2 separate regions of the Homo sapiens genome follow, and region 1 is linked to region 2. A link is a contact called in ENCODE Hi-C data. All regions are on one chromosome and are shown on one strand. The core of a region is the stretch at or near the end of the contact, and the rest is flanking DNA. Distances in the headings are between cores, read along the strand shown. Region 1 overlaps TLN2 (talin 2). Region 2 overlaps TLN2 (talin 2).

What was found. Hi-C counts contacts between places; a loop is a spot of excess contacts on that map. Pooled maps may share reads with other maps.
Region 1: a loop to region 2 is called in a map of psoas muscle, with 2.3 times the contacts of the local background. The contact joins two enhancer-like sites. A Hi-C loop is called at or near these places in 6 of 168 maps with a recorded cell type or tissue (aorta, ascending aorta, cardiac septum and 3 more) and 5 of 50 pooled maps.

The regions. Positions count from the first base shown.
Region 1 is chr15:62,513,212-62,517,431 of GRCh38, forward strand. All of the region lies in intron 1 of TLN2 (talin 2), which reads left to right. Among named protein-coding and RNA genes, the nearest start is that of TLN2, 120 kb to the left of the region's middle. Within about 2 kb of position 2,705, at least 2 of the 41 ENCODE cell types and tissues checked have a DNase peak (open chromatin) inside an H3K27ac peak, as active enhancers do.
Region 2 is chr15:62,473,735-62,477,927 of GRCh38, forward strand. All of the region lies in intron 1 of TLN2 (talin 2), which reads left to right. Among named protein-coding and RNA genes, the nearest start is that of TLN2, 85 kb to the left of the region's middle. Within about 2 kb of position 2,077, at least 3 of the 41 ENCODE cell types and tissues checked have a DNase peak (open chromatin) inside an H3K27ac peak, as active enhancers do.

The DNA of each region.
Region 1 (4,220 bases), core at 1,455-3,954, 40 kb after region 2:
CAGCCCCCTCCTTACTGCTTTGCAGGCCCTTTGCTGTGCTTTTCCTTTGCTTGCTGTGCCTGTCTACCTGTTGCCAGATGTTGAGGGCCACCTTGTTTCCCAAAGCCAGCTCCAGTGATCCCTCTTTTGTGGTCCCTCCCAACACCTGCCTGCCAGGTGGGAAGTGATAGCTTTCCTGCTCAGCATCTGTGATGCGTTGTCTCTTCCTAGTGCTGGTGTCCTTTGCTTTGTGTTAGAACTTTCTGCTCTGTTGTAAATGTTGGATTTCCTTCCTGTTTCGACAGGGAAATGTCTTATAGCCTGGGGTCAGCTGGAACAGTGGAGGGAGTGTATCCCATAACCTTGTAGACCTTTACCTTTTGCTAAGGGCAAGTCACTTAACCTCCAGTTACCCATTTGTGAAATGGCCCATCATTCTTCCCCTGCAGGGTGATAGTGATGATGAAAAATGAGGTGTAACAGATACTAAAGGGTCTAGCAGAGTGTCTGGCATATGGACAACTCAGTAAATGCCAGATCCTTCTCTAGGTTTCAATCCAGATAGGGTCTAGAAGAAGTTCTACACAAAATTGGTGCTAAATAAATATTGATGGAATTGCAAACCCTTTCAGAACCTGTTTGGCATTTTGTAGCTGCAGATTAAATGGTGTAAAAGCCTGTAGCCTTGTGTGTTGGAGCTGTGACTCTGGCTCTGTTACACTGATTTCTGTCTTTAGTCTAGGGCGGAGAATATTCCAGATCTCTTACAAGTTAACCCCTCCGCCCTCTACTAACCAAAGCAAAAGAAATTCTTGTCAAGGAGTTGGCAGAAACCTCAACATTAGCTTTGCTATAACTTGAAAGACACAACTTTCTAGTTTTTGCATAATATATGCGCACAGCACACACTGTACCTAGCTGCTTTACTTTGGTCACCAGTTGCTTGTTGGCTACTAGCCTAGTATGCGAACACCTCCAGCTTTTTTAGTTCTTGTTGGTAATTAATTTCCTAGAGGCTCTTATTACTTGTGAACAAAACTTTTGAATACATTATGAATGAGGTTTTACCTGATGTCATTATGTCAGTAGTGTTATGAAAAAAATAACCATAAAACTTTCTTCATTGTGGCAGTGAAGTATAATTCTGTTAAAAAGATCAAATGTCTAATGCTCTTAAGAAAAATCCTGAGTCTCCCTTTACAAGTACGTATGGCATGTTGGGAACAAAGTTTTAATACGGTGCTTTTTTCCCCTCTCAAAGGTCTTTTATAACCTGTTTTAGGCAGATGAGCTTGTTTGATTAAGAGTGGTAATTAATTCACAGTGGTCATTAGCATGTAAATATAATGTGACCTTCACATACTGTAAGAAGAGATTTTATTTTAGCAGTTCATGGGCATTGACTTTTGACAGAGGGAAAGAAAGGGAAATTGTATCAGTTAGTTTGGTGTATTATTTCAAAACATGGAAATTAATTTTGTGTCAGGTTGTAATTGTAATTGAAGTGTTAAAGACTTCGAGAGTGGTAAATTGCATTTAATCTCTCAGTAGTCCTTAAGTGAGTATTCAACAGTTATCTTCCTAAATAATTGGCATTGCTAATGAGAAGAGTTAAATCAGTTTCTATCTTTACCCTGTTGGAGTGTGGAATTAACAAACTGGGAAAATGAAAACTTTCAACTTTCCCAGAAGAGAGTAAATATGCAAAATGCCATTTAAAAAAATATAACTCACTTACACCAAGGAGAGCGGAAATGTAAGTCTGGAACATTTTGTGGAGAGGAGCAGGTATGAGGCAAAGGTACAGACCTAGGAATTAAGAGCACGTGAACCTTGGAACTCCCTACACACTCTGTTTCCTTCTCTGTCAAATGAAGCTGCTTAGCTAGAGAAGATCTAAGGCCCATTTTAATGCTAAGATTTTTATTATTTCTGTTTCTCTGATTTTTTTCATCTTCTATTTAAATCTGTGTGGTAGATGGCTATCTTCAGTCATACTCCCAATATAATTTTAATCCCCCCAAAAGTATATTTATCATATCAGTTAGCTCTTGCTATTAGCTCAGCACTGTGTTGGTGAGATTGATCCATGTTGTTGTTTGCATGACTGGTTTGTTCATTTTTATTGCTGCATAGTAATCCATTGTGTGAATATACTATAATTTATCCATTTTACTGTCACTGGAAATTTGCATAGTTTCCAGACTTTGGCTACTCCAAAGAGCCAGCAAGTTGTGGTCTTGTTTTCTGGCATACCTGTGTGCAGGAATTTAAAACTTTCTCTTTCTCCTTTTCTTTGAAATATAACTATAACAGATCCTATTATGTGTTGGGTTTAGTAAACTTTGTGATGAGTGTTCTCCCTGAAGGAGAGGGCATTTCTTACTTAGATACAAGAAATTATCCTTAGGCTTATCTGTGTAGACATACTACCAGTGACTAAAGGATCACTGAAAACATGCATACAGTTTCTAGTTTTTAATTTGATCTTCATTTTAAGTGCCTTCTGTGCATGTTGGGGTTTTTGGTGTTTTTCACACATCTGATTTTTTTTCAGACGTGTGTTTTTATATCAGACTCCAGTGAATTCTTTTGGTAGTGGACAGGTCGTAAAGTATAAATAAATCCAGCAGAACATACTTGCCATTCCTCTTGTAGGCACCCTCTGCCTGTCCTTTATGTGTGCTGGGCTTGCCCCATAGCAGCTGTGGTTGCTGGCATGTCCCGCTGTGCAGTAGCTCGCTGCTGCTGAACCCCCTATGCAACAAGATCCTGGGTGGGGAAGGGCAGCTCAGGTATGATGTGGCCAGGACTCGAAGGGAGCCAATCAAGTGTGAATTTCAAAACTGAAGACATTTGATTAGTGTGACTCTACTTTGTGGATCATCCAATGCAACCATCTCTTTTTACAGGTGGAGACCTGGGTTTAGAGAGGTCAAGTGACTTGTGCAAGTAGAGACCATGTCTTTTGCTGCCGTTTCCGTTGCAGCTTATATGAAATTATTATTTATAGTTGAGAGGGTAAGGCAGTATGAAAAGAAGACAGTGTGCTCACAATTTATTATAGTTTTTGGCAATAAGAGCTTCTAAATTAGGTCCAGAACAACATGTGAGTTTGCCTTCTCCTTTTTGCAAATGACATACAGCATCCTTTCCTCTTTGGATTATGTTTTCAGTGTTTTTATATGGGTCATAGGTTTATTTTGGTCCTAATCACATTATGCAGTTAGGAGTTTTGCTGCTCTGCCTGAAGAATTCTACATTTTACTCTATTTGTTTTGACTACAAATAAGACAAAATGTGTCTGTCAGGTGAAGGAACATATTCACTCTATGGTGTTGGTAGTGACCTATAATTATCTCAAATCTTTTGATTTCAACTTTGGGTGCATGCTTGCTTCTGGACAGCTGTTGCAGCCTTGATCCGCCTCTTGTCTCTTTTCTTCCCATGGCTGAAGGCCTGGTGGTGTCCTTCTGCCTTTGGTACCATCAGTCTCTGCCCACCCAGCTTAATTGGACAGAAGCTCTAGGGGGCAGGTGATCAATCATACCACGACTCATTTGCCTGTGCAGTCATTCTTAGTAGCTTTGCCTCGTATCATTTTGAGAGCAGAAAGTTTTTTTGGGGCTGCTTATTTAAGATTTTAGGTAGGAGGTGAGGTAATTGCATGAGGCAGAATTAGGTATTGATAAACTTGGTCCTGAGTTTTATTGGAAAGGTGTAGGTTGACTGGAGTGGAGGGAGATGTGGGTTTCACTGGAACTATCCAGTGATGGGATTGTTCTGACTATGATGCTGTAGATTGAAGATATTGCTGCTCCGTCACCATGTGGCACCTCCTCACTGTTACTATTTCATTGAAGATCAGTGGATACGGATGAAAGAGCTAATAATATTTCAGTGGCTGGTGGATGTTCTGAAGCCAAGGATGGCGAGAGGTTGCTGCTAATTCAGAGATTACCAAACCTTCGCCGTTCCTCCCACTTTGTGCCTTGGAGTCCCCACTTTCTGCACCTGTGCCTTTCATCCTTTAGCCTCTTTGTCCAGTCTTTACTACTCCTTAGGCTCACCCTTGTCCCTTTGTCCTCTTCCTTTTCCTTCATACCCTGAACTGCTGTTAGTAGAAAATCACAGTAAAGGTTCACACATTTGTTGTACTTGGAATAAAATGGGATGTTTCATGTTTTTGCTTGAAAAATAACTGAGTTAAATCCTTATAGATACAAACATAAAGATATCCC
Region 2 (4,193 bases), core at 827-3,326:
TGGATCCTGCTCTTCCTGTGCATCCCTTTGTAATTAGGGTTGCCATTCACAACTGCATTTACAAAGGAGTTGTACAGGGCCGGGCATGGTGGCTCACGCCTGTAATCCCAGCACTTTGGGAGGCCGAGGCAGGTGGATCACCTGAGGTCAGGAGTTCGAGACCAGCCTGGCCAAAGTGGTGAAAGCCTGTTTTTACTAAAAATACAAAAATTAGCCAGGTGTGGTGGCATGCATCTGTAACCCCAGCTACTTGGGAGGCTGAGGCAGAAAAATCGCTTGAACCCCGGAGGCGGAAGTTGCAGTGAGCCCAGACATGTGCCTTTGAGCTCCAACCTGGGTAACGAGCGAAAGTCTGTACTAAAAACAAAACAAAACAGAACAAACAAAGGAATTGTACAGCATTCAGAGAGACTTATAAAAGAGGATTCCTTTTAACATGTTAATTTAGCAGGGGTCCTAAACCTGAGGTTCAGAAAAGAAATTTCAGAGGGCTCATGAATCCTTGAAACTGAAGGCATAATTGTCTCTATGTTCTCCTTTTTGAGTGAAAGCATCTATCATTCTCAGAGGAATTTGTCATCCCTTCTCCACCCCTTTTTCACTCAGTAAGAATAAGGGATAATATGGGCCAGTCTTGGTGGCACATGCCTATAATCCCAGTGCTTTGGGAGGCTGAGGTGAGAGGATTGCTTGAGCCTGGGGGTTTGAGACCAACATAGTCAGACCCTGTCTCTACAAAAAATAAAATAATAAAATAATTAGCCAGGTGTGGCAGTGCATGCCTGTAGTCCTAGCTACTCGGGAGGCTGAGATGGGAGGATCACTTGAGCCAGGAGTTTGAGGCCGCAGTGAGCTATGATTGCACCATTGTCCTCCAGCCAGGACGGGAGAGTGAGACCCTGTCTCAAAAAAGAATAAGGAATAATGTGGAGGTTATGGTAGTGTTTTGTTTTTTAAATGGACCCTGAGGCTGTTGACGATTCCTTGAAATATGTTTGGTTTGCTTGTGTCTGAGTCGTCATTGGCTTCTCACGTTTGAGAGTGAAAGGAAAATGAGCTGTAGGTTAGACTCCGGGCTGTCCCAGGTGGAATCCTTGACGATGCTGTGGGTGGCCTTGCAGCCTTTGACTGTTCTCTGAAATCTGCATCTCACTCTCTTGACCCAGAGTAACTAGAATGCTAATGGAAAAAAAAAAAGTGGGACTGGTTGCTGCAGTTTCAAAACAAATGACCTCACTGCCTGAGTTCTACGCTATGCAAAAGAAACCCTAATTTTTGCCTTATAAATAATAATGGACCTTTGGGGAAATAGAGCCAAATACCCATTTAGTGAGGGTGGGGTATTTGGCTCTGTCTCCCTGAAGAATCGTTTAACGATTTGTCATTGCTGAAGCTTACTCCCTAGAAACAGAATGCAACCACTGTGACACCAACTTAGTAATTATTTCCTAAGAGATATGGTAATTTAAATTTATAATGACTTTCATTTCTTCAAGTTAAGAAAATAAACTTTGTATAAGCCGACTTAATGGGGACATTAATTTTCAGTTCTGTTCCAAAAGTGTAACAGAATTTTGGAATTTTCTAGCTGAAGGACACCTGAGTTTTATCACGCTCCTCGTTTTATAGATGAGTTGACTGAAGATCTGCAAAGTTAGGTGTGATCTGCTCGAGGTTGCATTGATGTGTCAGGGCTAACCGAAGCTAGAATGCAGGGGAAAGAGGCAACTATTTGGATGATTATATTTGAATTAATAACCCACCAACCTTTAAAATGCATGATTTTTTGTGGTCTCCAAGCATTTCCTGGGATGGTTCTGGTCTTGGGTGGGTAAACCTGATGTATGGAACAAGAGCTTTTCTTCTTGTTCTTATTCTTTATATCTCATAAATTCAGATTTTTGAAAAAAGTTTTTCAGTTTCCCTCTACAATTTTTAGATTTTCTTCCCCTGCTCAAATGTGAACAGTTCTTTCTTGAACTTTGTTTTTGACGAAAACCAGGAGTTTCAGTTTGGCTGGTGCAAGTCATTTGGGATTAAGGAGAGAGAACTGGGGGCATGGTTAAGATCTGGAACTGCAGGCTGCTTTGTCTCTTCAGTTAGGAGTCAGACAGAGTAAGAATAACATTTGTTTAGAAACAGAGTTTTATTAGAGTGGTAATTTACAGGTAAAATGTAAGCTTTATAGACTTGATTCTGCAATTCTATTCCTGGCCTTGCTGTTCCTCGCTGCTGATTTAGGGCAAGGCCTATCTTCTGAGTCTTGGCTTTTCTCATCTGTGAAAAGAGGGGCTTAGGCCTGAGTATTTCCAAGGACCCTTGGCAGCCATATGACTGGACTCCACGGTGGGATATTTGCAGAGAGGCTTCTCTGGAGCTGCTGCTTGTGGGCTGGCACCAAAACTGGAGGCAGAGGGTGCCAGCTGTGTTGCTGCACAGAGCCTCAGGAGCATGAACCCTGTGTGGCATTTTTCCCTCCTCCTGCTTTGTCACCTGAACCCCAGCAGTGTTGTTCAGTGCCGGGAGGATGTCGCTCACCCGCTGACACGGCTACCTGCACTGACACATGTCATTTGTGTCTTCTCTGCCAGTGCGCTGCTGCAGGGTGACATCTGGACTGGCCTCCTTGTCCCTCGGATGCTCGGCTGCCCAGAAGTTTCTGGATCAACTTGTTGAAGACCATGAGTAATCTTCATTTCTACTTCGCAAGCAGCTCTAGACCTGTGGCATCTCCAGCCAGGTCTGGCTGATGGACTCCTGCCCTCTGTGGCCAGCCTCTCTCACACCCAACTCCAAGAGCCTGGAAGATGGCAGCAGGGACTCCGTACAGGGCCCTTCTGTTGCCCCCAGCAGTCATAATGGTTTTGGGGCCTTCTGAATCTACCTTCTTGGAGCTACTTTGTTCCATCACCAGAGCCAAACCTACGAGTCCTGATTCTCTTCTTTGGCAGTTAGGGGAGTTTTGACCACTTTCCTCTCTTTCACTTTGCTCCAGCCACAATGGCCTGCCTTTACTGGCCTTCGAGAAAGCACCCGCTTTATGGTGGCAGATGCAGATGCCATTTCCTCTGTCCAACATCCTCTTGCCTGGCATGTACCTTCTCATCCATCATGTCTCATCCTAATGCCACCCCCTTTAGAGATGCTTATCTGACTACCTTGTTTCAATGTCTTCCTCCATCCCCAGGTATGCATCCTCTTTCTGTCTCTGATCCTTCCGTGTGTCTGTCTTTGCACTTAAAACAGGTTAGATCTCTTTAGTCGTTAGTAGACTGCCTATTCATCCATTCATTCAACAAATATTTCTTGAGTATTTACTATGTACCAGCAGCTGAGATAGGCACAGTCTATGCTGTCTAGAAACTTCCAATCCATGAAGAAAGACGAGATCAAGTAAAAGCCTAAGTAAACTGTCATGCTATTTGGGCAGAGTGCTTTGTTCTAATTACTCTAAAGCATCCTGGGCATCTTGTTAAAACACAGATCCTAACTCAGTAGGTCTGGGTGGGCCTGAGAGTCTGCATTTCTAACAAGATACAGGTGATGCTGCTGCCTTCTAGACCACACTTGGAGAAGTAAGGCTGTAAGCTTTTTGATGAAAATAAGACTTGTCCTGGAGTGTGACTCTTGCTGAACTGCCTGGGTGGATGTGGGTAAAGTTACTGGAGACCCTCAGGGTTTTGTCTGGCCTTGGAGTCTCTTCTAGCTGCAGGAGACTGAGTGGTCTGAGATGTGAGCCTGATTGAACAGTAGGGGAACCTGTTACCATCACCTGCATCTATGTGCTTGTCCTCCTTAAGGTTATCATAGGTTGTAGGTTTGTCCATTGAACCCTCCCTTAAATGTTGTGCTTTTCACATTCACTTGGTGGAATCCTATGGGCTCTCTCTGTAGGGTGTGTTCTGTATAAGTCAGCATTTCTGAAAATACTGCGGATGTTTGGTTTTTAAGAGCAGACTGTATCTGCTGGGCCCATGGGGCACTTGCAGTGAGATGTTGAGAATGGAGACCATACTGGAAGCTGGGGACTGGGGCAGAAACCTTCGAGCAGGTAGACTGAGGGCAGGTCAGATGCAGGGCACTGCTGTCAAAGGAGAGCCTGGGGTCCAAGCAGCAACTTGGCCCAAGGGTTGTGCTCCTGATACTGGCAGGTGGTGGGGGGGATGGAGGGGGGGGTGCAGCGGGGGCAGAGG